Regions from separate parts of the Homo sapiens genome. Here all the other regions are linked to region 4. A link is a loop called in an ENCODE intact Hi-C map of the cell type or tissue named here. Cell type or tissue: heart right ventricle. All regions are shown on one strand. Region 1 overlaps PPP6R3 (protein phosphatase 6 regulatory subunit 3). Region 2 holds the start of LOC124902699 (a long non-coding RNA gene). Region 3 overlaps IGHMBP2 (immunoglobulin mu DNA binding protein 2). Region 4 overlaps TPCN2 (two pore segment channel 2). Region 5 overlaps IGHMBP2 (immunoglobulin mu DNA binding protein 2).

What was found. A loop is a pair of places that touch in the nucleus more often than their neighbours do. Peaks named below come from ENCODE experiments on the same cell type or tissue, not always from the same donor. Only the 100,000 strongest peaks of a DNase experiment are listed, where the experiment ranks them.
Region 1: a loop joins it to region 4, with 3 times the contacts of the local background. A loop is called at or near these places in 5 of 110 quality-filtered maps.
Region 2: it touches region 4 in a loop (3-fold over the local background); 3 of 110 quality-filtered maps call a loop at or near these places.
Region 3: it touches region 4 in a loop (2.1-fold over the local background); 18 of 110 quality-filtered maps call a loop at or near these places.
Region 5: it touches region 4 in a loop (2.4-fold over the local background); 19 of 110 quality-filtered maps call a loop at or near these places.

What each region holds. Positions count from the first base shown.
Region 1 is chr11:68,608,468-68,613,467 of GRCh38, forward strand. PPP6R3 (protein phosphatase 6 regulatory subunit 3) reads left to right here. Exons shown (of 24, transcript NM_001164161.2): 23 at 1,437-1,556; 24 at 4,599-5,000. The coding sequence ends at 4,650. Among named protein-coding and RNA genes, the nearest start is that of GAL, 74 kb to the right of the region's middle. RefSeq lists enhancers at 1,026-1,527, 1,528-2,027. In heart right ventricle, a CTCF peak has its summit at 2,443 (motif pointing right); no DNase peak of the experiment used is centred here.
Region 2 is chr11:68,762,502-68,767,501 of GRCh38, forward strand. CPT1A (carnitine palmitoyltransferase 1A) reads right to left here. Exons shown (of 19, transcript NM_001876.4): 15 at 126-260. LOC124902699 (a long non-coding RNA gene) reads left to right here and starts at 830. Exons shown (of 3, transcript XR_007062751.1): 1 at 830-973; 2 at 1,323-1,400; 3 at 2,156-2,727. RefSeq lists an enhancer at 1,039-1,841. In heart right ventricle, a CTCF peak has its summit at 1,934 (motif pointing right); no DNase peak of the experiment used is centred here.
Region 3 is chr11:68,932,401-68,937,400 of GRCh38, forward strand. It overlaps IGHMBP2 (immunoglobulin mu DNA binding protein 2), which reads left to right. Exons shown (of 15, transcript NM_002180.3): 9 at 899-1,081; 10 at 1,395-1,513; 11 at 2,064-2,158; 12 at 2,899-3,022; 13 at 3,837-4,691. Among named protein-coding and RNA genes, the nearest start is that of IGHMBP2, 31 kb to the left of the region's middle. RefSeq lists an enhancer at 1,611-2,810. In heart right ventricle, no CTCF peak of the experiment used is centred here; no DNase peak of the experiment used is centred here.
Region 4 is chr11:69,086,272-69,091,271 of GRCh38, forward strand. It overlaps TPCN2 (two pore segment channel 2), which reads left to right. Exons shown (of 25, transcript NM_139075.4): 23 at 252-333; 24 at 841-935; 25 at 1,604-4,326. The coding sequence ends at 1,682. Among named protein-coding and RNA genes, the nearest start is that of MIR3164, 5.6 kb to the left of the region's middle. RefSeq lists an enhancer at 1-315 and a silencer at 2,482-2,621. In heart right ventricle, CTCF peaks have their summits at 2,612 (motif pointing left) and 2,812; DNase peaks (open chromatin) are centred at 2,600 and 3,146; H3K27ac peaks cover 3,244 bases.
Region 5 is chr11:68,922,379-68,927,378 of GRCh38, forward strand. All of the region lies in intron 7 of IGHMBP2 (immunoglobulin mu DNA binding protein 2), which reads left to right. Among named protein-coding and RNA genes, the nearest start is that of IGHMBP2, 21 kb to the left of the region's middle. RefSeq lists an enhancer at 4,797-4,916. In heart right ventricle, a CTCF peak has its summit at 1,888 (motif pointing right); no DNase peak of the experiment used is centred here; H3K27ac peaks cover 1,758 bases.

The DNA.
Region 1 (5,000 bases), 480 kb before region 4:
GACCAGGGCAGTCATTCTGGGTAGTAGCGTGGGCTTCTTTGTAGGTAGAAAAATGGCCTACAACTCTTCACTCCTGGGTGTCAAGTACTGAGAAACGCCCAGACAGGTCTGCCAGGGGCCGTGGACAGTGATGGTCGTCACAGCACCCTGCATGGAAGTGTGAGGTGGAGGGCAGCTTTGGTTGGGAGAAGCCATGTAGAGTGGTAGGTGCACGCCACGGGTGCTGTGCCACAGTCAGTGGGGACAGTGGGTCTCCCCGACTTGCTGAGTTAAGAGGTAAATACAATGAGATGTAGAGTTGAATCCATCCCAGTTAGCGACTCAGAATACACATTGTGTTATGACTATTTTTTAAAGAATTAGAATTAGAAACACATTAGTTGCTTTGAAGGGAAAGGAGTGGAGAATGGGGATGAAGAAGAGTAACTTTACAAAGAAGGAACCAGGTAATTCAGATGATCACTAAATCATATGATTTTAACTCATTTTCCTACTTATAAATTGCTTGGAACTATCTGGAAACGACCCAAGAATGCATCCTAATATGAGATTTTTCATAAGCAAAATCCAGGACAGAATCAGCTCTGAGTGATGGACCTTTCACTCTTATTAGTGCCATTGTGATTATGTAAAAAGGGGAATCCCAGACTGAATAGGCAGAGTCTAAATTTCTAGCCCACAGAGCTGAGGAGAGTGTCTCTTGTGTCTTTCTCCACCAAGAACCATCTAAGGGGGAAAAACAGTCCTTCTGGGTCTCATTTTACCCAAATCCTCTGTGTCCTTAGGATCAGCTCTTGGCCCCCTCTTCTCCCTCTGGCGTTTGTGCTTCTCACACATTGTTCGAGGGCAACTCGAGGAGCCGTGAAATCCGATGCAGTCAACACGGTGACCTCATGTGACTGAGGCTTCCAGCCAGCAAGCTGATGGGGTCTGTCTTGCTGCTTTAATGGTGGGCTTGGCCCCAAAAGCAAAGTGCTTTAACTAAAGACTCATTCCTTCAAACAGGTTCTTTGACACCTTCACCGAGTCTGCAGTTTTGCTTACGTGCAGTCGTGGACATATTATTCCCCCAAATTCCTCATTTCTAGGAGTATTCTGAAACTCTTGTACATTTCTTTTTCTGTTTTGCACACTGGGCTTCAGAGTGTTGAAATCCTATCGGTATGTACAGTGTTATGGGACCGTTCTTTATCAGACGCCAGCCACATTACATTGTCCCTGTTTTGGTTCCCACCTGTGTGCGACCCTTTCCTTTTGTGATTCCCCAGTCACTGTCTGTGGTTGTGTGATCGTGCACCCTGCGCATGCTCAGTCCCAGGATGCTTTGCCTCCGCGGCAGTCATGACTCCAGAGCCATCTGCATGTGACCTCATCCTCTGGTGCCTAGGTGCTGGTCCCTAGGGTGTTTGATGTGCCTGTCATCCTCTTTACTGCAGTGAGGAAGGGAAACTGTCTACCTCTCAAGATGCTGCTTGTAAAGACGCAGAGGAGTGTCCCGAGACTGCAGAGGCGAAGTGCGCGGCGCCCAGGCCTCCCAGCAGCAGTCCCGAGCAGAGGTAACCACCCGCCTCCTCAAACCCACCCAGGCCCTGCCCTGACCTTGCCTGTTGCTTCCTGGGAGTTGGGAGGGGACTATAGGGATCGTTTACAGCTGTGCTCAAGTCTTAGGCCGCTGACCTGGCAGGACAGGGTTTTCTCAGTCCTTAATGAGCTGAGTCCGACTGAGCTGAGAACTTAGAAACAGCAGTTCCTCTCCTTAGCGCAGAAACTGAAAACCAGTTTTTAGAGACTCTTTAACATCACTCGCTCTTTTAGAAGTGGCTCCGAACAGAGGGGTCTCCTCACCCTTGTTGTTGAGGTACTGAGCTGAGGGTGGCATTGAGCCCCTCCAGGACTTGAGTTCTCATTGGCCCCACTAAAGTCATCCAGCCGCCAGGCACGAGCAGATCGTGGTGCCTATTTGCCCACATTCCTGCCCTGTGTGACACAAGGAGAACTTGCTGGAGCCCTTTCATACATGTAGCTAAATAATTCTTAGTGCTTAAGTGACTCCCTGTAATCTTAAGTATGAAATGCCCACTCCCAGAGCTGTGTGACTTAGAATGTGATGTTTTGTTTCTAGTCACTTTTTGCTTAGCCTGAGCCAGTGGTCTGAAGGGATGGGCCAGTCTAAGTCTCAGCCACCCGGAGCCCATGCCAGGCCCTTAGCAAGACTGAGCATGGCCCAAAGATGAGGCTGCACCCCTGGGCCACAGGAAGCTTTGTTCAGCACTTCCCACAATCAACTTCTGTGAACAAATGTAGCTAAGATTGTATATTCCTTCCATAAGGAATAAAATGACCTTTAAAGCTATTTCAGAGAAGTTTTAACCCCCCACCCCCACCCCATCCTCCCCCAAATCTTGCCAGCATTGTATGAGAGCATAACCAGTGGGAACCAGCAGGGAGCACTCTTTGTTGGTCCAAAATCCTGTATTCACAGTGTAGCAAGCTGTTTGTGTTCCTCCTGTGGAAATTGTAGCCAAAATAAAGCCTTTGTTTTTGTGATTAGAAATATTTTTTTTGCATATAAAACAAACAAATTAAGAACTATTTGAGCATGTTGGCTCTAGTGAAGGCTTTTGGGGGAAGAGGCAGGGTGGCCCTCTAGCACTGGGAAGCTGCCTCAACTCTGCTTCTACGGATTGGGCAAGTCACTCTCTTTCTTGGGGTTTCAATGTATTTTTTAATGGTCCTTTATAGGTCTCATTCCCAATCAATTATTTCAGCTCTCTGATTTCTACCTATAAATTTCCTTTATATTGAGGGCTGCCTAGGCAGGATCGTCCAGGTCTATCCCAGTTTGGGGCAGTTGCTTCAGGGGAATATTCTTGGTTTCTCTGTCATAAGGATGCACAAGGCTCTGGAGTCATTTCCTTGGCTTTCTGAGCACAGAAGAATTGTTTGCATAAGGGGAAGCCACTTGCTCTCCTCTGTGGCTGGGAATGCCTGCTCTGAAGAGCCCTGCCCTAACCTGCCGGGCCAAGGGATGGAGGAAAAGATGGGGTCAGCCAGTGGAAGAAGAGGGGCATCACTTGGGTCCATGCCTTTATCCATCTGTCCTTCTTTCCTCTGACACACGTTTGTGTGTGGTGGCCACTGGTCTAGGCCGGGTCATAAAGCTGCAGCACACGGACACCCAGTGGTCTCGGGGCATACTAGAGGCACATTCATCAAGAAGCCACGAAGAAGGGACAGGGGTCCATGTGAGCTGGGGTGCGGGGGAGAGGATCTCTGAGGTGACGTTGGAGTGGGCATTAGGGCAGACCTAGAGTGCGTCCTAGATTGCACGTGTTCTAAAGTGACGTATGACAGCATGGGATATTGAAGCTCACCCGTCTTTCCTGTGTGGTTCCCGTCCCAGCCAGATACCACAGTTCCTTGGATTGGCAGGCGCGCTGTTTCCTGTCACACTTAAAGATCTGCATTGCCACATGATCTCACTTTTCACAGCTGTTTTATCAAGCATGTCCTTTGTGCTTCTGATGTGCTGAGCATGCTGCACACATTATGTACTTATTTCATATGTATACTAGTGAAGCCCTGTGGGGCGTGGGGAGGGTTCTTTTCCCATTTTACAGAGGAGAAAACAGAACTGAGAGGGGCTAAGAAATCTACTTATAAGATCACTCAGCTTGTTTAAGTGAAGGCAAGTTAGTTATATACCAGTTATGTCTAGTTCCAGAAGTCTCGATTCCTATGTCTCTCATACACGGAGCCACCATCAGATGTAAGTAAGTGAGCAGAGTGGATTGTGTGTGCAGAGCTGACTTTTTGGCTCACTGTATAACCAGCAGGTATAAGGCATGAGTAGCATTCTAGCTGTAAATTGTGAATGCTAGTGGAAAAGTGCTTGTGGGCATCCCAGTTACGGCCCTAAGCACCCTTTCCCAAGTCTGCTTGATACAATTTTGGTCAAGCCTTCCCGAATAGGTTATATATTCAGGTTGTAATTTTGGCAGGAAGGCAAAACCTGGACACTTTGTTATATACTGTCCCACCTGTTATTCCCTCCCAGTTTTGAGCCTAACATTTGCTTTGTGGGACATGTTCTTCAAGTGGACACCTTTTTTTTTTTTTCCAGTAGTTTATTTGCAAACCTCCTTTCCTTTCCTTTTTTCCCCCCTTTCCTAGTAGCAGAATCCTGTTTCCAAGTGAAATAGTATGTGGATTCCAATCTGTGGGTCACATAAAAGCTTTCTTGAAGGAGCGGTGAACACATAGCTCCTGAAGGCTCTGGAAGCCACAGTTTATACCCCACTGACCTAGTCACTCCCTGTGCTTCTTGGAGGCCGCGGTGGGGCGGTTCTCCCAGAGCATTTGCTCTGCTGCTGCCCTTGCTGAATGCCTGCTCACCCGGTGATGAAGCTTAGATGCACTCACTCAGATTTTTCTAGAGCTTTTGCTCCATTCATTTACATATCATTTTATTAAAAACTTACTAAGTTCAAAACAATGTTAAAATAAGTTGTCCCTGCCCTTGGGGAGCTCAGCTAAGTAGGTTTTGTTTTTCATATTTCTGCTGCAAGTGCCTCCGATGCCTGTCTGTTGCTCCTTAGGACTGGCCAACCAAGCGCACCAGGTGACACTTCAGTGAATGGCCCTGTATGACGGGTGACGTCTGCTGCTGCTGACTGAGGACTGCAGACCGCCACCACTCAGGGGCTCTGGAGGGGTCAGCTGGAGCCCACCAAGCTGTCACTGCTGCACTCACTCTGCAAGGGATCAGGACCAGCAACCTTTATATTCTAGATTCTAAGACATTGTACAGAGAAATTCAGAAGTGTAAAAATATTGCACATTGACAAATACCAAGAATTTTTGCGTATGTTTATATTGTATTGTTCTAAATAATGGGTAGCCTGTGAAATAAGATCTTGCCACCCATGTAATAATAGTAGTAATACTATAGTTAAAATGGCTGTAAGAATAGTTTTATAAAAGTGAATACACAGATCTAT
Region 2 (5,000 bases), 320 kb before region 4:
ATTGAGCACCCCTAAAGAAGAAGGTACAGGAATGATGAGATCAGAGAAGCTGGAGTGATGGCCTCCAGAAGCCTTTTAGGGAAGTGTGACAAGCACGTTGTGTCCTCAGCCTGATGGCACATTACCGTCTGGGCCGGGTCCACCATGGCCCGCACGAAGTCGCATGACTCAGTGGTGCAGGAGCGCACGGTCTCCGTCCTCCCCTCTCGGAAGAGCCGGGTCATGGAGGCCTCGTATGTGAGGCAAAACTTGCCCATGTCCTGGGGAAAGAGAAGTACTTCAGTGCACGGCAGGGCATGCTGATATGTCTAAAACGTAAGGAAGGATTGGGTAAGATTGGCAAGGAGACGTGGACTTCATTGTCAACATTTTTTTGAGACGGGGTCTTGCTGTTGCCCAGGCTGGCATGCAGTAGCATGATCACAGCTCACTGCAGCTTCAACCTCCCCCTGCTCCGGTGATCCCCCCACCTCAGCCTCCTGAGTAGCTGGGACTACAGGTGCATGCTAATTTTTTTAAAATTTTTTTTGTAGAGACAGGGTTTCACCACATTGCCCAGGCTGGTCTTAAACTCCTGGCTCAAGCGATCCACCCGCCTTGGCTTCCCAAAGTGCTGGGATTACAGGTGTGAGCCACTGTGCCCAGCCTATTGTCGAATCATATTTTCAGTCTCTGGCCGCTTTTACATGTGGGTAGTGACGTGGCAGCAGACAGGTGTCACTGGCTTCAGGAAGGGCCTGGTGGAGGTGGGTCAGTTTCTAGGTTAACCAGGTTTCTGTTTCAAGATGCAACTGATACTATGACACCCCCCCCACCCCCGAGTCCAACACACCTCTGCTGCATTCCCTTCAGGCTAAGGTGCAGCCTGCAGCAGTGTACAGAAGGAATGCCGTGCACAGCAGGGGATCTGTGTTTGAAATGATTTAAAGACACAACGTATTGCCTGGAGCAATTCCACTGCGTCTGGAAGATGGTGAGAATGATCTGGGAGAGACTGTGCTGGGGTGCAGGAAGAATGTCTAGCAGGAGGGCGGGAAGTGGGTGGGGCCGGAGCCTGAAGCACAGCCACTGCCCCATTAGACAGGAAGCCTCGGGTGGGCTGGCAGATGCACAGGGAAGGTCTCTTCCAAAAGCTCCTGTTTTCTGGGTGAAGCAGAAGAAAGCGGGCCTGCTGAGGGCCAGGCTGGAGAGGAGGTGCTGGCAGCGGGAGAGGGGTGTGATGTGGCATTCAGGGGCATGGAAACATGGTGCCTGGCCCACTGCGGTCAGCGCTCACTCGTGGGGAGGGGAGACGAGCCAGCTGTTGAATGCTTTTTTTCCAGCTAGGCTGGTGCCTTGGGAACAGAATCACAGCAGCTGGAGAGCTGGGCTGAACCCGGGAGCCTCTGCAGGCTCCCCAGGTAAGTTCAGGGGGACCAGGGAGTCAAGGTAAGGGATGATCCCAAAGAACCATGGAACCCACACCCAGAGAATAGAAAAGGGAGGGCAGGGAGGGACAAGGGGATGGGGTCAAGGAACGTGGGCATCTGGGCCTAGAGAGGACAGCACGGCAGGAGGGGCTGATGCCCCTGAGGCTGAGCCTTGGTGGAGATGACGGGATAGTGCAGCAAGGGCCCCTGCTGGGAATAGCAGATGGTGGATAAGGACAGAGACTGAGTCCAAGGCAGCACGCGGCTGTGGGAGGAACAGCATCTGCGTGCTGCCCCAAGAAGGGGCCCGGGGCCACCAGGCCAGCTCAAAGAGGACCAGGTTCCAAGTGGGGACGAGAAGGTGATAAGCAGCAGTTTATGGACCCAAATGATTCCTGACCAGACACATCCCTGCACATTAGTGTGCACCCTGGCACAGGCCCTGGTGGCCCCAGGGTGGCAGACCCACCCATCTGCAAAGGACACCATGTGGCAGGCTGATACTGTCAAATGAACCCAGAAGAGGGTGCCAGAGGCAAGGCTGGGCTGAGCACAGGGCCTGCTCAGCCTGGGGAAGGGGAAGCCGGACAGAGCACAGGACCCACTCAGCTGGGGAACGGGGAGCCGGACAGAGCACAGGACCCACTCAGCTGGGGAACGGAGAGTCAGACAGAGCACAGGACCCGCTCAGCCGGGGAAGGCCTGGCACCTGCACACAGGCCCAGCTGAAGTCAGGCTCCTCACAGTGCAGCCAAGATCTCTGGAGGAGAGGAGGCCCCTGAAAGGCAGAAGGTAGCGTCCAGGACCAGGGCCCCTGAAAGGCAGAAGGAAGCGTCCAGAACCAGTGAAATGAGAGTGCATCAGCCAGCAGAAAAAGGAAACTGAAGGCGTCGACAAGAGCAGCGGCTTTGCAGAGGGAAGCGTCTAGAGACCGTGGGAGCACGCTGGACACCAGCGCTAAGCAGCACTTGCAGTGAGGACCTGGCTGAGCCCCCAGGATCCCCCCAACGTAGCTGGCCGCCTTGGGGAGCTCTCTTCCCCAACCCACAGATGCCACCAACCCTGGTGGCATGACACGACACTCAAGATTCCCTTGGGAGCGGGGGTCACAGGCCTGGGGCCTGCCATGAGGCCACGGGGCCTCCTGCTTCCCATGCTGATAGCAAACGCGCCTTTCAGAGCCCTTCCCGCATCTCCTCACTACAGAGCACTTCATAGGCGCTCACAATGAAGAAGTGGGGAGAGGGAGAGAAGCAGATAAAAGGGAAAGCGGAAATGTGGCATTTTAGTTATTTAATAAAGGTAAACTTGAACTATATGATGCAATGATTCATTTGAAATCAATGTTCCAATATCAAACTTTAATTGTGTAAGTTATGAGAACAGTCATGCCTTGTGCCCACAGTTTAAAAGACAGCCATCTAAAAAACTTCTTGGCAAATGCATTGAATATTAGTGTGCAAGCCCCACTGGAGCTCAGACGCCATCAAAGAGCCAAACCAGGTTACAACTGCAGCACCCTTGACCCACTGTGACCAGCCGCCATCAGGAGGATGGCCCTTCGCTGCCACCAAAACATCTCCAGTTTCTAAGAAGCAGGATTCAAAGACAGTCTATAGATATACTGACATATATGGCATCACACACTAGCACTGTTACTATGGGGCTAATGATTCAGGTTGGTAGGGCTTCCAAAGCAGGAGGCAAATAACTGCTGCAGACTAGAATTAATACCACTGTCTAGTGTCAGCATTCAATCCATATTCAATATTCAATACTGATTTACTGATGCTCCCGGCACAGGCAATACTGTTGTAAGACAGATCATGCCTTTGCCCTCAATGAGCAAACATTCTAGCAGGAGACAGGGATGAACAAAAAAATTCTATCACATCAAGTCAGGCCACTGAATAGAAATAACACAGGAACAGGGAACTAGGGAACAGAACAATGCGGGAGGGGCTACCTTTTTTTTTTTTTGGAGACAGTCTCACTCTGTCGCCCAGGCTGGAGTGCAGTGGTGTGATCTTGGCTTACTGCAACCTCTGCCTACCGGGTTCAAGCAATTCTCATGCCTCAGCCTCCTGAGTAGCTGGGATTAGAGATGCGTGCTGCCATACCTGGATAATTTTTGTATTTTTAGTAGAGACGCGTTTCCCCATGTTGGCCAGGCTGGTCACAAACTCCTGACCTCAAGTGATCCACCTGTCTCAGCCTCCCAAAGTGCTGGGGTTATGCTTTATAAAATGAAATACACAAGGTTATTGTGCATAACCTTGAAGGACCCCTTCAAGGGGTCAATATAACACAAGGTTATATTGTGTATAACCTTGAAGGACCCCTGAGAAGGGGTCCCCAGGCTCTCCTAGGCTGCCCAAGGGGTCCAGGGCAGAAAAAAGGTTCAGAAGCTTAGAAGAGACCCACAGGGCCACAGCAAGGTTCTGGATTTATGTAAAACCACAGGGAGGCTCTGCAGCTCCCAGCTGGGTTGAGATCGGTCTGAATGTTAATTTTTGAATGAATAAATCTGATGTATACTTTTAATAGATCACTTTAATGGATCTGTCATTTTTATTTTATTTTTTATTTTTTTGAGACAGAGTCTCACTCTATCGCCCATGCCGGAGTGCAGTGGTGCGATCTCAGCTCACTATAACCTCCGCCTCCCAGGTTCAAGGGATTCTCCTGCCTCAGCCTCCCAAGCAGCTGGGATTACAGGTACCTGCCACCACGCCCAGCTAATTTTTTGCATTTTTTGGTAGAGGCAGGGTTTCACCATGATGGCCAGGCTGGTTTCGAACTTCTGACCTCAGGTGATCCATCCGCCTCGGCCTCCCAAACTGCTGGGATTACAGGCGTCAACTACCACGCCCGGCACTCCAGCCTGGGTGACAGAGTGACACTCTATCAAGGAGGAAAAAAAAAAAAAAAGAAAAGAAAAAGGAAACTTCACAACATCACCTGCTAATATTTTGCATTTATCCTTTCTAGACTTTGCATGTAACAAAGCAAGAGTTGGGAAACTTCTGTAAAATGCAGAACAGGCTGTGCGGGCCAGGTGCTCTCTGTGGCGACTACTCCGCTCTCCCACTGGAGTGAGAACAGCACAGACAACATGTGAAAGCCGGGCATGGCCGTGCCCAGAACGCTTCACTGATGAACACTGAGACTTCACGTAATTTTCACATGTCACAAAGTATTGGTCGCCTGTTGACTGCTTTTCAACTACTAAATATGTGAAGCCATTCTTAGCTTTCTAAGCCATGAAAACAAAAATGAAAACAAAAACATTGAAGGGCCAGGTTTGGCCTATGAGCCACAGTCTGCAGATCATTGTAAGAAACACCTGACTTTCACAAACTGTTTTATGACTAAATATTTTTCCGTATAATATGCCATAGATGGCTGGGCGTGGTGGCTCACACCTGTAATCCCAGCACTTTGGGAGGCCAAGGATTGCTTGAGCCTAGGAGTTTGAGACCAGCCTGGGAAACAAGGTGAAACCCCATCTCTACAAAAAACATAAAAATTAGACGGGCCTGGTGGTAAATGCCTATAGTCCCAGCTACCTGGGAGACTGAGGTGGGAGGA
Region 3 (5,000 bases), 150 kb before region 4:
GTGGTGCAGAGGGTGGGCTCTGGCACCAGGTGGCCCGGGCAGGTCCTGGCTCTGCAGCTCACCCGGGCAGCTGTGGGCTGGCAGCCTCCTCTGTCTCACCCTTCTTACATGTAATATGGGAGTCATAACAGTAGCCACCTCATGAGGTTGTTATAAGGATGAAGGGAGTTAATCCACATCTGGCACACCCAGCAGTGCCTGGCGCCTGGGCAGTGCTCAGCCGCTGCAGCCGTTCTTGGTGGGAGTGGACTTGACTGCTCACAGTTGGAGCATGTTGGAGTGTGTTCGTTCCCTGTTATGGCTGTGACAAATGACCACAAGCTTAGTGGCTGACAACAACAGATTTTCTGACCTCCAGAAACGACAATCTGGGGGTCAGATGTCCAAAATCAGACTCACCGGCTTAAAATCAAGGTGTGGGTGGGGTTGCTTCTTCTGGAGGATCCAGGGGAAAACCCATCTCCTGGTCTTTTCCGGCTCCTAGAGGCCACTGCTTGACTTGTTGCCCTTTCCTCTGTCTATGAAGCCAGCCGTGTTACGTCTTCAAATCTCTCCCCTCGGTGACCTTCTCTGACTGACCCTCGCATGCCCCCTTATAAGACCCTTGGGTTATCACCTGGGTCATCCAGGGTCGCCTCCCCATCCCAGGATCCTTAACTTCATCTCAGCTGCAGCGTCCCTGTTGTCCTGTAAGGGAACATTCACGGGCCTTGGCGATTGGATGTAGGTGCCTTTGGGGCTGTGATTCAGCCAAACCCGCCCCTTGGTTACTTCTGGGTCAGAATCCAGGGGAGAGTTGGGTCCTGAGGTTTGGGGCCTGTCCTCCTCACTTGCTGTGGTTCACACCTGGACTCTGGGGCTCAGGCCTGCCTTCCCCCTTTCTCCCTCCTGGGCGCAGGGCTGCGCTGGCAGGACTGTCACTCAGCCTGATGGAACGCCTGGCTGAGGAGTACGGCGCGAGGGTGGTGCGGACACTGACGGTGCAGTACCGCATGCACCAGGCTATCATGCGCTGGGCCTCAGACACCATGTACCTTGGGCAGCTCACAGCCCACTCTTCCGTGGCAAGGCACCTCCTGAGGTGAGTAGCTCGGCACCACCCGCCGCCCCATCCTTCTGCCCTGGCTAATCCTCTGCGTCACCTGTTTCTACGCAGCAAGCTAAAGTGAAGCTTTCTGCATGAAAGTCGACTCTGAGGCTAGCTTTTTGGAAGAGAGGGTGGCCTTGCCCTGGAGAGCTGGGTCAGGCCCGCTCCCTCCCTTCTGATGTCCTGATGTGCTCATTGTCCTCCCCTACCTAAGCCTTTTCCTCGTGGGAGGGGTCGGTTCTGTTGGGTGGGGCCTCAGTGCTGCACTGTGGCCCCCTGATGTGCTCCCTCTCTGCCTGTGTGCCAGGGACCTCCCAGGTGTGGCTGCCACAGAAGAGACGGGTGTGCCCCTGCTCTTGGTGGACACCGCCGGCTGCGGGCTGTTTGAGCTGGAGGAGGAGGACGAACAGTCGAAAGGGAACCCTGGTGAGCTTGCTTGCAGATGGCCAGCTTTTTTGTTTAAACATACCTCCAGCTCTTTAAAAATAAAAGGCACTTTAATTGCCTAATTCCGGGAGGAGCTGAGAGCAGTTGTTGATGGCCGTGAAAAAACGGAGCCCCACACTGCAAGAGGCTGAGCAGCATCGTTTTCTCCAGGGTGAGCAGACCGCTCCTGGGTGAGATGGGCCTGGCAGCATTTTACGGCCTTCTCCTGAATGGTGGCCCAGCTCTGCCTGGCTGGTCTGGTGATGGGAACTGTCATTGCTCAGCTGACACCACCATCTCCCCAGTTCCACGTTGAACAGGATGCACGGCCATAGGAGTCAAAAGGCCTTCATTGCTGATGTGAAATTCAAGTTAGCTGGGCATGGCTGGTCCTGGGGCCCTGGGACACAGATGATTAGCTCCCAGGAAGCCACCTGAGTGGAGGATCAGCTGGCCATGATAGACAGAAACGTGCCCGAAACACGTGTTGGTGGTGGATGCCCACTTGGGGCGACCTTGTGCTGCTCACCCGTTCTTTCTTTCCCTCCAGGCGAAGTCCGCCTCGTCAGTTTGCACATCCAGGCTCTGGTGGACGCTGGTGTTCCAGCCCGTGACATTGCTGTGGTCTCGCCATACAACCTCCAGGTACGAGGGTTTCCTTTTGTCCCTCTACAGAGCAGCTGGGGCTCACACAACCTAGAGGGTGAAAGAAAAAGGGTGATTTGTTGGCTGTGGTGACCGAAAAGTTCAGGGGTAGGGCTGACCTTATTGTGACTGGATCCAGGGCCCAAATGATGTCGTCAGGGGCCCCTCTGCGTGTTCGTCTGCCCGCCCCACCTTGCCCCGCCCTGCCCGGTGCCCCAGCCTTCTGCACTGGCTTGTGTTCTGGCCAGATTTGCTGGGTGACCCCGGCAGCCTCAGGCTGACACAGTCCTTCCACGGGCAGCCCTGGCGGAACAGCCTGTCCTTTTCTGGCATTTCCCACAGGAGTCTCAGCCTTGAGCCTTGCTGGTCTGGCTCAGGTCGTGTTCCCATGCGTATCTCATTTGGTAGGAAAAATGTACCTTCTGGAGTATCGGGAGGATCTGTGGAAGTGGCCATCATACCTTCCTGGTGTGCAGGCATCACACATAGGGCTGTCTGAGGCTGGCGGCTGTCATAAGCCAAAAGAAATGATCAAATGCCAGGGACAGGGTGTGGTATTGGCGTGCATGCGTGCCCGTGAGGAGGGCGAACGGGAAGCCTTTCCCCATGGGGCTCCTGCAGGCTCCGCTTCCCAGGTCCTGGCTGTTTCACAGCGTGAGGCCCTCTGCTGAGCTGAAGGGCAGGGTCTTGCTGCGCTGGCATGGGTGGGTGAGGAAACCACAGCCCGGCTGGTGTTTCAGGTGGACCTGCTCAGACAGAGCCTTGTGCACAGGCACCCTGAGCTTGAAATCAAGTCTGTCGATGGCTTCCAAGGCCGAGAGAAGGAGGCCGTGATACTGTCCTTCGTCAGATCCAACAGGAAAGGTACGGAGCCCTCGCCAGAGTCCTTTGGGGACAGCACAGAAGTGAATTTATTGATTGAGGGGCATATTGGGTGTCTGCTGGGTGCCACACTGGTTTCTGGCAGTGTGCTCATGGTGCACCTTCTGTCCTTAGTAAGTTCACGTCAGGCAAAGCACAGGCAAGAGAGTCTGCAGAGGCTCAGAGGCGTGAGTGTGCTGTCAGGGAGCAGGTGGCTGGGGTGGCAGCTGGGGGCGCAGGGTGGGCTGGGAATGATCAGGACATCCTGCCGAGGAGGTGAAGCCCCCTGCAGCCCAGAGCTGGCCTTTAGCCTCCATGCACGGAGCCGCGGGGTGTGGTGGTCGTGGCTGTGGTTTCTGTGCTGCTGTGGTGTGTGGGCTTTCCCATTTGGGATGAGCATTGTTCCCAGAAGCAGGTTTAGTGAACGGGCTTTGTGAGACATTCTCAGAAGGCAGAAAGCAGGTGAGGCCTGGCTAGAAGCTATGGGGGAAAGAAGGGAAGGTCCTGGAAGGTTTCTTGTGCTTTCTCCCTGGTGCCAGCTGCAGCCACACCCCAGGCGGCCCCTGAGGCTGGGCTTAGAAGGAAAGGAGCGACAGAACCCAGTCGGGTTCCCCAGAGCCCCACTCAGTCAGCCGTGGCAGCCAGATGCCAGGGCAGGTGTGGCATCACGGTGCCACGCGTGGCCGGGCACCCGTGTGGATGGTGGGCCACGCGCAGGGGACTACACTTTTGGTGGTGGTTACTGATAAGGGCGTAGGAGCCTGACTGTGTTTCTTAGTCTGAAACCTGCTTCTCACTCCCCTCTGGCCTTTTGTAGGTGAAGTTGGTTTTCTTGCTGAGGACCGGAGGATCAACGTGGCTGTCACCCGTGCCCGACGCCACGTGGCGGTCATCTGTGACTCCCGTACTGTCAACAACCATGCATTTTTGAAGACCCTGGTGGAGTATTTCACACAGCATGGGGAAGTACGCACGGCCTTTGAGTATCTTGACGATATTGTCCCAGAAAACTATTCCCATGAGAACTCCCAGGGTTCCAGCCACGCTGCCACCAAGCCCCAGGGACCTGCTACGTCCACCAGGACCGGAAGCCAGCGGCAGGAGGGAGGCCAGGAGGCTGCAGCACCTGCCAGACAGGGCCGGAAGAAGCCGGCTGGGAAGTCTCTGGCCTCTGAAGCTCCATCTCAGCCCAGCCTCAACGGAGGCAGCCCAGAGGGAGTGGAGAGCCAAGATGGCGTGGACCACTTCCGGGCCATGATAGTGGAGTTCATGGCCAGCAAGAAGATGCAGTTGGAGTTTCCTCCTTCCCTCAATTCCCACGACAGGCTGCGGGTCCACCAAATAGCCGAGGAGCACGGGCTGAGGCACGACAGTTCCGGGGAAGGGAAGAGGAGGTTCATCACTGTGAGCAAGAGGGCCCCGCGACCCCGAGCAGCCCTGGGACCCCCAGCAGGGACCGGTGGCCCAGCCCCTCTCCAGCCAGTGCCCCCTACCCCTGCGCAGACAGAGCAGCCTCCCAGGGAGCAGCGTGGCCCAGACCAGCCTGATCTGAGGACGCTGCACCTGGAGAGACTGCAGAGGGTCAGGAGCGCGCAGGGGCAGCCCGCCAGCAAGGAGCAGCAGGCCTCAGGGCAGCAGAAACTTCCAGAAAAGAAAAAGAAAAAAGCCAAAGGTAAGTCAACTAATAAGAACTTGGGGCAGTGTCCCCTCACTGGGGTGCTGGCCCCACTTGGAGCCCACCTGCCACCATCAACAGAAGGAAGGGCTTCCTCCTGGTGGCACCGTGCCCGTGTCATTTTAGCTTTATTTTCAGTCATGCCACTCCCAGCTCCGTCTGGGCTCCCCTAGGTCGGTGATCAGGTCACGGGCACCTTCTTTTCCCAGACCCTGTGTGGGACTCGGCAAGTAGGCAGCACTCAGAGCATGTCTGCAGCAGCAGGAGGGGCCTGGAAGAGCAAACATGGATGGCTCCCTGGAGCCC
Region 4 (5,000 bases):
GGCCCCAGCTGATGGTCCTGGGTTTTAATCCCAGCACCGCCTCCTGCTGGCTTAGCTACCTCGGCAGCTTGTTGCACGTTTCTAGGCCTCAGTTGGGTTGTTTCTGAGATGGAAATAGTAACGCGCTCTGCATCATGGTGTGTGTGGGCCGGCTGCCCGAGAGCTGTCCTGGCCACGCAGCAGTGGTGTTTGTATCGAGTGCTCTTGCTTTGCTCATCGTGGTTCACAGGGTGGGTCTCTGTCCTCCGCAGGTGGTCCAAGATCTATTTTGTATTGTGGTGGCTGGTGTCGTCTGTCATCTGGGTCAACCTGTTTCTGGCCCTGATTCTGGAGGTATCAGAGATCCCCACCCAGGCTGTTCTCCATGGTCGTTTGTTTCTAATTCACTCTCGATGGGCCTGAGGCCACCGGCCGGGCCTGCCTGGAACTTTGATGGGAGAGTCGTGCTGGGTTAGGCGGGTCCTGAGTGAGGCTGAGCCCCTCCCGTGGGGCTCAGTGCTGCCCGCCCTGGCTGCTGGGGCCTTGGGGAGTGCTCCTGACATCTGGGCTGCTGGGGCCTTGGGGGGTGCTCCTGACATCTGGGCTGCTGGGGCCTTGGGGGGTGCTCCTGACATCTGGGCTGTGGGGATTCTCAGGCCCCCAGGTCGGGCTGAAGGAGGGACTTGGACATTGGCTCCAGGAGGAGCCAGCAGCCTCGTGGGGCCTGTGCCTGGGTGTCCAGGGTGAATGGCTCAGCCCCCTCAGCGGGTGCCCTGTGGCTGACCCTGGAGGGGCCGGGGATGGGGCAAGGCTGCTTTCATTCGGGGCCCACACTCACTGGCCACTCCTCCTGCTTGCCAGAACTTCCTTCACAAGTGGGACCCCCGCAGCCACCTGCAGCCCCTTGCTGGGACCCCAGAGGCCACCTACCAGATGACTGTGGAGCTCCTGTTCAGGTGTGTGGGTGGGGAAGGCGCTTCTGTCTGGCCCCCTGGGATGGGAAGCCAAGAGCTGGGGGGTGGAGGGGTTGAGGCGGCGGGCAGGCCCTGATGACTGTCCTCCCCCTCCGCCCGGTTATCTGGCTTTGGTCCTGTGCTCTAGGAGAGCAGCTCAGAGCCGGGATCGGGGCGGCTTCTTCTTCCTGCCACTGGCGTCATAGCCTTTGTCCTGCTCTCCTGCTCTTGGATTGGGCATATTTAAGGCACCATCCTTCAGGGTCCATTGGATCCTGTTGGATGTAAACAAGGGACCTGAGGAAAACGCACCCATCTCTTCTCCTGGCAGCTTTGAGATGGTTCCTCTGCTAGTCCAGAAAAGTGACCACCCAGAGGCAGCCCTGCTGTGGGGCCTCTGTGCCTTCCACCAGGGGCTGCCGAGTTGCTGCAGCCAAGCCCTGCGGTCCTGCCAGCCAGTGGGAAGACGTGGCCCCTGGGCTTTTAAGAATGCCGTGTAGATATTTCTAGTGGCTACATCCATCCTGAGGCTCATCTGAGTCCCCGTGTCTCTGTGTCCCTGTGACACTCACTTCGCATGTGTTGCTAAGCTCTGCTCCCTTGTTCTTGTGGGCAGGCCAGGGTCTCCCTCCTTTAGAGGCCCCTGTGTGCATCTTTCCTCAATTCCACAGGGATATTCTGGAGGAGCCCGGGGAGGATGAGCTCACAGAGAGGCTGAGCCAGCACCCGCACCTGTGGCTGTGCAGGTGACGTCCGGGCTGCCGTCCCAGCAGGGGCGGCAGGAGAGAGAGGCTGGCCTACACAGGTGCCCGTCATGGAAGAGGCGGCCATGCTGTGGCCAGCCAGGCAGGAAGAGACCTTTCCTCTGACGGACCACTAAGCTGGGGACAGGAACCAAGTCCTTTGCGTGTGGCCCAACAACCATCTACAGAACAGCTGCTGGTGCTTCAGGGAGGCGCCGTGCCCTCCGCTTTCTTTTATAGCTGCTTCAGTGAGAATTCCCTCGTCGACTCCACAGGGACCTTTCAGACAAAAATGCAAGAAGCAGCGGCCTCCCCTGTCCCCTGCAGCTTCCGTGGTGCCTTTGCTGCCGGCAGCCCTTGGGGACCACAGGCCTGACCAGGGCCTGCACAGGTTAACCGTCAGACTTCCGGGGCATTCAGGTGGGGATGCTGGTGGTTTGACATGGAGAGAACCTTGACTGTGTTTTATTATTTCATGGCTTGTATGAGTGTGACTGGGTGTGTTTCTTTAGGGTTCTGATTGCCAGTTATTTTCATCAATAAGTCTTGCAAAGAATGGGATTGTCATTCTTCACTTCAGCACAGTTCTAGTCCTGCTTCTCTGGAGTAGGGTTGTTGAGTAAGGTTGCTTGGGTTGTGCATTGCACAAGGGCACATGGCTGTGAGGTGTATCCTGGCGGGGGGCTGTCTACCTGCAGTGAGGGGCACCTTTTCTGTTTTGCTCAAAGGCATGTATAAGCCAATGGGTGACCTTATTTCCTGTGTCTTCAGGTGTGTGGCAGGGGGCCTGGGGTGGGGAGGTGGGGCGAGCGAGCAGTGTGTGGAAAGCCTTGTTGTCACCTGAAGCACGCCAGGTCCAGATTGACCAATGGTTTTCTCACTTCAGGGGCCAACCCACGCCCCCTTTCTGCTGAGGTTTGGGTGCCATCTAGTGGTGGGATGGGACTTGGTTGACTACATTTAAGGTAAGGTGGACCCAGCAACTCCCAGAAACAACTCCGGGGACACCACTCCCCATCACACTCCACACCGAGCCTGGTGCCCGGTCTGTGCCCGAGCTCAGCGGGACCAGGAAGGGATGGGCCCTGCCAGGGTTGCCCCTGCACTGTGCATTCTCGCCTGGGAGGCACAAGTTCTTTCATCTGCTTTTCCTTCAGAGGTGCTGAGCCCACGCCATAGCCCCTGTGGGATGGTGGGGGAGGGGGCGACCCGAACAACAGTGCAGTCGGTATCGAGATTGGGGAGAGGAGCGAGTCCAAGGAGAAGGTCATGAGTTTCTTTTTACTCGTGTTGAATAATAACAATAACAATAACAATAACAATATGGAAACCACCGCAAACTTGGAGAAAAGTTGTAAGCACAGTAAAGAGAAGCTTCCTTCTGAGTCACTTGAGTGGTTGCCGTTCTGGCCCTGCACCCTCTGTGCTTTGGGACGGCGTCCAACCCGCATTCATGTCAGGAGTGAGTCGCACGTGGCTTTGTGGTCATGGCGACTTAATCCGCCTGGACGGTGGCTCCGTCTCCCTGGGCTTAGACGACCTTGGCACTTCTGGAGATAAGCCCATGGCTCCCAGGTTGTGTTCATGTGACGTTTCCTTGTGGTAGGTTCTGGGTCTGCGTTTCGTCTAGGAGTGTCACAGGATGGACACTGCCTCCTGGCAGGGGCTGCCCAATGCAGTTAGCCTCCTGCTGGTGTTCTCTCTTGTTGCTTGGTGAAGGTGGCCCTGGTCAGCTTCTCCACTGCCCAGTGAACGACCCCTTTGTAATGAATGAGTGGGGAGGTAGTGTGAAGCGATGCCAATATCCCATCCCTGTCAAACTGCCTTTACTTTTTCCTTCCTTCCTTGCTCCCACCTGTGTGGATCCTGGTCCCTTCTTGTATTCAGGGCTGTGGTCTGTTATGACATTTACTCTCAGGCTCAGGTCCTGCTTGTTTGGCCCGTGGGAGCCCCTTCTTCTGCCTTTTGTGTTTTTTTTGTTATGTACCTACAGTTCTTTAGCTGTTTCTTTACTTTCTGGTGCAAAAAGATGTTCAAGCCTTATTTTATACTTGCCTGCCCCTTTCTCTTTCATTTATTGGAGTGAGCTGCAGCTCTAAGAAGACCTGTTCTTTTGAATGGAGAGTAGCATCAGGAACCAGGATGTGGGTGCGAGGCGTGCTCCTGGCTGTTGCAGATTGCTGCACCCGGGAGCTCTTAGTGGACAGAGCTAGAGGATATGTGCACGTACTTCCATCTCTCTCTCTGTCTCATCTATTCACAGCTGGGAATGATACTAATACCTCCGATTTTAGCCCAGCACCACAGGGTACGTTCCAGTTTTTCTCTCTTTCCATAGCTGTAAGGCCCTTTCTGGGAATGGTTCTCATTCTCCTTAATCTATTATTGGGTCAGTTTTCCTGCATGTCCCCAGCCTCCCATCACTGCCACCCACTCCCCACAGAGATGCCCTGCTCATCCGACTGGGGCTTTGACTCCCACACTGTGTACCCCTCTTGTGTGGACGCCCTGCTGCCAAAACCTTCAGCAAACAGCTTTCCAAATGGAAGTTGTCACTGTCAGGGCCTTTACAATCAGCAACAGCAAAATCTACATGCTGCTGAGGGTCCTGCCTCATTAAGATGCAATAAATATGTAAGTACATAAAAACAGCAATAGAAGAAACGTAATGCTTTATTCTCAAATATGATGTCTACATAGAAAAGCCAAAATTATTAAGAATAGTAAGAATTCACCCAGCACTTTGGGAGGCCGAGGCGGGTGGATCATGAGGTCAGGAGATCGAGACCATCCTGGCTAACAAGGTGAAACCCCGTCTCTACTAAAAATACAAAAAATTAGCCGGGCGCAGTGGCGGGCGCCTGTAGTCCCAGCTACTGGGGAGGCTGAGGCAGGAGAATGGCGTGAACCCGGGAAGCGGAGCTTGCAGTGAGCCGAGATTGCGCCACTGCAGTCCGCAGTCCAGCCTGGGCGACAGAGCGAGACTCCGTCTCAAAAAAAAAAAAAAAAAAAAAAAAGAATTCAGCACAGTTGTTTGCTATGAGATTTAAAAAGTTTTTACTTTATTACTTATTCATTTATTTATTTTAGGGTCTTGCTCTGTTACCCAGGCTGGAGTGCAGTGGTGTGATCATGGCTCACTGCAGCCTCCAACTTGTGGGCTCAAGCAGTCCTCCTACCTTGGCCTCCTGAGTAGCTGTAACTACAGGCACATGCCACCAGGTCTGGCTAATTGTTTTATTTCTTGTAGAGATGGAGTATCTCTATGTTGCCCAGGCTATTCTTGAATTCCTAGGCTCAAGTGATCCTCCCACCTTGGCCTCCC
Region 5 (5,000 bases), 160 kb before region 4:
TTTGCCCTGGTGCTATTTGCTTCATGTTTTTTTTTGAGACAGAGTCTCACTCTGTCACCCAGACTGGAGTGCCGTGGCGCAATCTTGGCTCACTGCAACCTCTGCCTCCTGGGTTCAAGCGATTCTTCTGTCTCAGCCTCTGGAATAGCTGGGAGTACAGATGCACACCACCACGCCTGGCTAATTTTTGTATTTTTAGTAGAGACGGGGTTTCACCACATTGGCCAGGCTGCTCTCGAACTCCTGACCTCGTGATCCGCCTGCCTTGGCCTCCCAGAGTGGTGGGATTACAGGTGTGAGCCACCGCACCCGGCCTCATGTTTTTTAACATTGTGGTGAGAACACAACATGAGATCTACCCTCTTAAATGTTTAAGTGTACTATATAATATTGTTAACTATAGACGTCGTGTTGTGCAGCAGATCTATAGAATTTATCTTGCACAGCTGAACCTTTATACTTGCTTATTGCTGAGTTCACTAATTTCCTTCTTTCATGCCTAATCTCACATCTGTCCCATCCAGTGTAACTTTCATCTGACATCCAGAAATAAGAGTCTTTTTATATCTTTGATGTTCTTATTTAATTTTTTTAACATTTGGAATACAACTATAATAACTGTTTTGAATATTCTAGACTATTATTTCTCTATCACCTGTGTCATTTTTGGTCTCTTTCGATGAACTGTTCCCCTTGAGTGGTTGTGTTTTCCTACCTTTTTGTAGGCCTGCTAATGTTTGTTTGGATACCGGACATTGAGGATTTTACGTTGTTGCATGCTGAATATTGAATATTTTTGTATTCCTATAATCTTTTTTTTTGTTTTTTTGTTTTGTTTTTTTGAGACAGCGTCTTGCTCTGTCACCCATGCTGGAGTGCAGTGGTGCGATCTTGGCTCACTGCAACCTCTGCCTCCTGGATTCAAGTGATTCTTTTGACTCAGTCTCCCGAGTAGCTGGGACTACAGGCATGCGCTACCATGCCCGGCTAATTTTTGTATTTTTAGTAGAGGCGAGGTTTCACCATGTTGGCCAGGCTGGTCTCAAACTCCTGACCTCAAGTGATCTGCCTGCCTCGGCCTCCCAGAGTGCTGGGATTGGTGTGAGCCACCACGCCCAGTCTCCTATAATATTCTTGTGCTTGGTTTTGGGAAGCAGTAAAGTTACTTGTAAACAGTTTAATCCTTTTGAGTCTTGCTTTTGAGATGTGTTAGGGTCTGGATCAGTGCTTAGTCCAGGGTTAATATTCCCCTGTACTGAGGTAAGACCCTTTGAGCTTTCTACCCAATGCACCCTGTATCATGAGATTTTTGAGTTTGACTGGTGGGATTAGGTGCTGTTCCCGGCCTTGTGTGAGCACTGGGCACTTTTCTCTCATTGTTTTGGATGGTATTTTTCCCAGGCCTGGAGTAGTTTTCTCCTAAGCATGTGCTAATCACAATACCCAAGGGAATCTCGCAGCAGATCTCTGGGGTTTTTTCTCTCTGTGTAGCAGTCTCTTTGGCATTTTGTCCTGGAAACTCTGCCTGCATTGGTCGCCACAGATTCTCAGCCTTGTCTCCTCAACTCAGGGAGCCTTCTAGGTTCTACCTGGCTGCCCCTTCTCTGTACTCTCTCCTGGAAACTCTCAAGGCAGAAAGCTGGGGTAACCCCAGGGCTCACCTCCTTTGTCTCTCGTTATTCAGGGGTTACTTTTCTTTGTTACCTGTTGTCTAGTGTCCTGAAGAGTGTGGTTTCAGTTATTTTAAAAAAATTTTAAATAACTGGCTGGGGGGGTTGTTATTTGAGATGGGAGAGTAAATGCAGTCCCTGCTATTCCATCTTGGGCAGAGGTGGAGGACGCACATTCTCTCTTGTAGCCAGGAGAGAGCACTCCCGTTACAGAGCTGTGTACCTTGTGACTGTTGTGGGAATCTTGTCAACCACTCTTTTGGGGTTTAGGAATGTGTTTGTGAGACCTCTGGTTTGTTCCTGTGTGATAATAGTACCACAAAGGTAGCAGCTGAAAACAACCCACGTTTATTATTCTACAGTTTATCTGGGCGGAGAGCCCAGGCCCGGCTGAACAAGGTGCTGTGCTCAGGATCTCACAAGGCTGCGATCGAGGTGTCAGTGGGGGCTGCAGTCTCATCTGAAACTTGCCTGGAAAGGATCTTTCTTCAGGCTCACGTGGTTGTTGGCAGCATTCAGTTCCCTGTGGGTTCTTGCTGGGTGTTGGCTGGAGGCCGCTCTTAGCTGTTTGCCCTTAGGCCTTGCCAACATGGCTGCTTGCTTCCTAAAAGCCAGCAAGAGACATAGTCTCCTAGCACAATGGGTTATCGTCTTATGTAATGTTATCAAGGGTGTCACATCTCATCACCTTTCCCCTGTTCTGTGGATTAGAAGCAAGTCTCAGGCCCCACCCACATTTGAGGGGAAGGGATTATGCAAGATGTGAATACCAGTGGCCAGGATCCTGGGGCATACCTTAAAGCAAGTTTGTCTAACTAAAGGCCTGCAGGCCACATGTAGCCCAGGATACTTTGAATGTGGCCCAACACAAATTTATAAACTTTCTTAAAACATTATGAGATTTTTGTCTCTGTGTTTTTTTTTTAAGCTCATCAGCTATTGTCAATGTTAGCATATTTTATGTGTGGCCCAAGACAATTCTTCTTCTTTTAATATGGCCCTGGGAAGCCAAAAGATTGCACATCCCTGCCTTAGAGTCTGTTTGCCACAACCTCTCAGCTGGTGGGCTGCTCTAAGGAACAGAGTCCAGGTTCTTTTTTTTTTTTTTTTTTTTTGAGACAGCATCTCACTCTGTTGCCCAGGCTGTAGTGCAGTGGCACAATCTTGATTCACTGCAGCCTCCTCCTCCCGGGTTCAAGTGATTCTTGTGCCTCAGCCTCCTGAGTAGCTGGGATTGCAGGCGCATGCCACCAGGCCCAGCTAATTTTTTTTGTATATTTTGTAGAGACTGGATTTCACCATGTTGGCCAGGCTGGTCTCGAACTTCTGACCTCAAATGATGTGCCCACCTTGGCCTCCCAAAGTGCTAGGATTACAGGAGTGAGCCACCACACCTGGCTAGATTCTAATTGGCTTTGTAGTTATTGCTTTATCCAGTTGTGTTTTAAATCAGACAGGAGAAAAAAAGGGTCACAAGCAGAAAATACATTTATGGGGTCTTTTATATCTACCCATGTAGTTGCCTTTATTTCTTCATGTAGATTTGAGTTACTCTCTCCAAAGGACTCCCTTTGGTATTTCTTGAAGGGCAGGTTTGCTGTGACAGATTCTCTAAGCTCATCTTTATCTGGGCATGTCTTAGTTTCTCCTTCATTTTTTGAAGGATAGTCTTGCTGGGTATAGAATTCTTGGTTGACAGTCTTTCAGCCCTTTGGACGTGTCATTCCATTGCCTGCATACTTTCTGATGGGAAAGCAGCTATTGATCTCATTGAGGGCTCCTTATATGTGACAAGTTGCTACTCTATTGCTGCTTTCAAGTGTCGTCTTTTGTCTTTTGAGTGTGTGATTATCATGTGTTAGGTGTGGATCTCTGTGAGTAAATTACATGGAGTTTGTGGACCTTCTTGGATGTTTAGATTCGTGTTTTTCATCAAATTTGGGGAGTTTTCAGCCATTATTTTTTCAGGTATTCTTTCTGCCCTTATTCTACTCTCGTCTCCATCTACAACTCCCATTATGAATCAGTTGATTCACTTGATAATGCCCCACAGATCTCTGAAGCTCTGTTCATTTTCCTCCATTTTTTTCTTTCTGATCTTCAGGCTGGATCTTCTCAATGGACCTCTCTTCAAGTTTGCTGATCATTCTCTCCTGTTGAATCCTTCTAGTGAATTTCAGTTATTGTACTTTTCAACTCCAGAATTTCTGTGTGGTGCTTTTTTTTTTTTTTTTTTTTTTTTAGATGGAGTCTCGCTCTATCGCCAGACTGGAGTGCAGTGGTGTGATCTCGGCCCACCGCGACCTCTGCCTCCCAGGTTCAAGCAATTCTCCTGCCTCAGCCTCCCGAGTAGCTGGGTCTACAGGCGTCTGCCACCACGCCCAGCTAATTTTTGTATTTTTAGTAGAGACTGGGTTTTACCATGTTAGCCAGGATGGTCTCTATCTCTTGACCTCATGATCTGCCTGCCTCAGCCTCCCAAAGTGCTGGGATTACAGGCATGAACCACCATGCCAGCCTCTGTGTGGTACTTTTTAAAAAATTATTCCTGTCTCTTTATTGATATTCTCTTATTTGGTGAGACATTATTCTCATATTTTATTTCTTTAGACTTGTTTCCCTTTTGCTGTTTGAACATACTTAGAATCGCTGATATTTCAAGTCTTTGTCTAGTAAGATCAGCATCTGGGCTTTCTCTAGTATCCAGTTTATTTATTTATTTATTTAATTTTTTGGAGATGGAGTCTCACTCTGTTGCTCAGGCTGGAGTGCCGTAGCGTGATCTCGGCCTGCTGCAACCTCCGTCTCCTAGGTTCAAGCGATTCTCCTGCCTTAGCCTCCTGAGTAGCTGGGATTACAGGCGTCCACCACCACGCCTGGCTGATTTTTGTATTTTTAGTAGAGATGGGGTCACCATGTTGGCCAGGCAGGTGTCGAACTCCTGACTCAGGTGATCTACCAACCTTGGCCTCCCAAAGTGTTGGGATTACAGGCGTAAGCCACTGCTCCTGGCCTCAAGTATCTGTTGATTGCCTTTTTTCCCCTGAATATTGGCCATATTTTCCTGACTCTCTACGTGCCTTGTAGTTTTTTGTTGAAAATGGATGATTTTAAATAATAGAATGTAGCAACTCTGGAAGTCAGGTTCTCTTCCCACCCCGGGGTTTGTTGTTGTTGCCACTTGTTGTTTGTTTAGTGACTTTTCTGGACTAATTCTGTAAAATCTGTATTTTTTGTCTTGCGTGGCCACTAAAGTCTAATACAACTTAGTGGCCAGCTAGTGATTAGACAGAAATCCCCCTGAACTCCTGGAGCCATAAATGCCCCAGT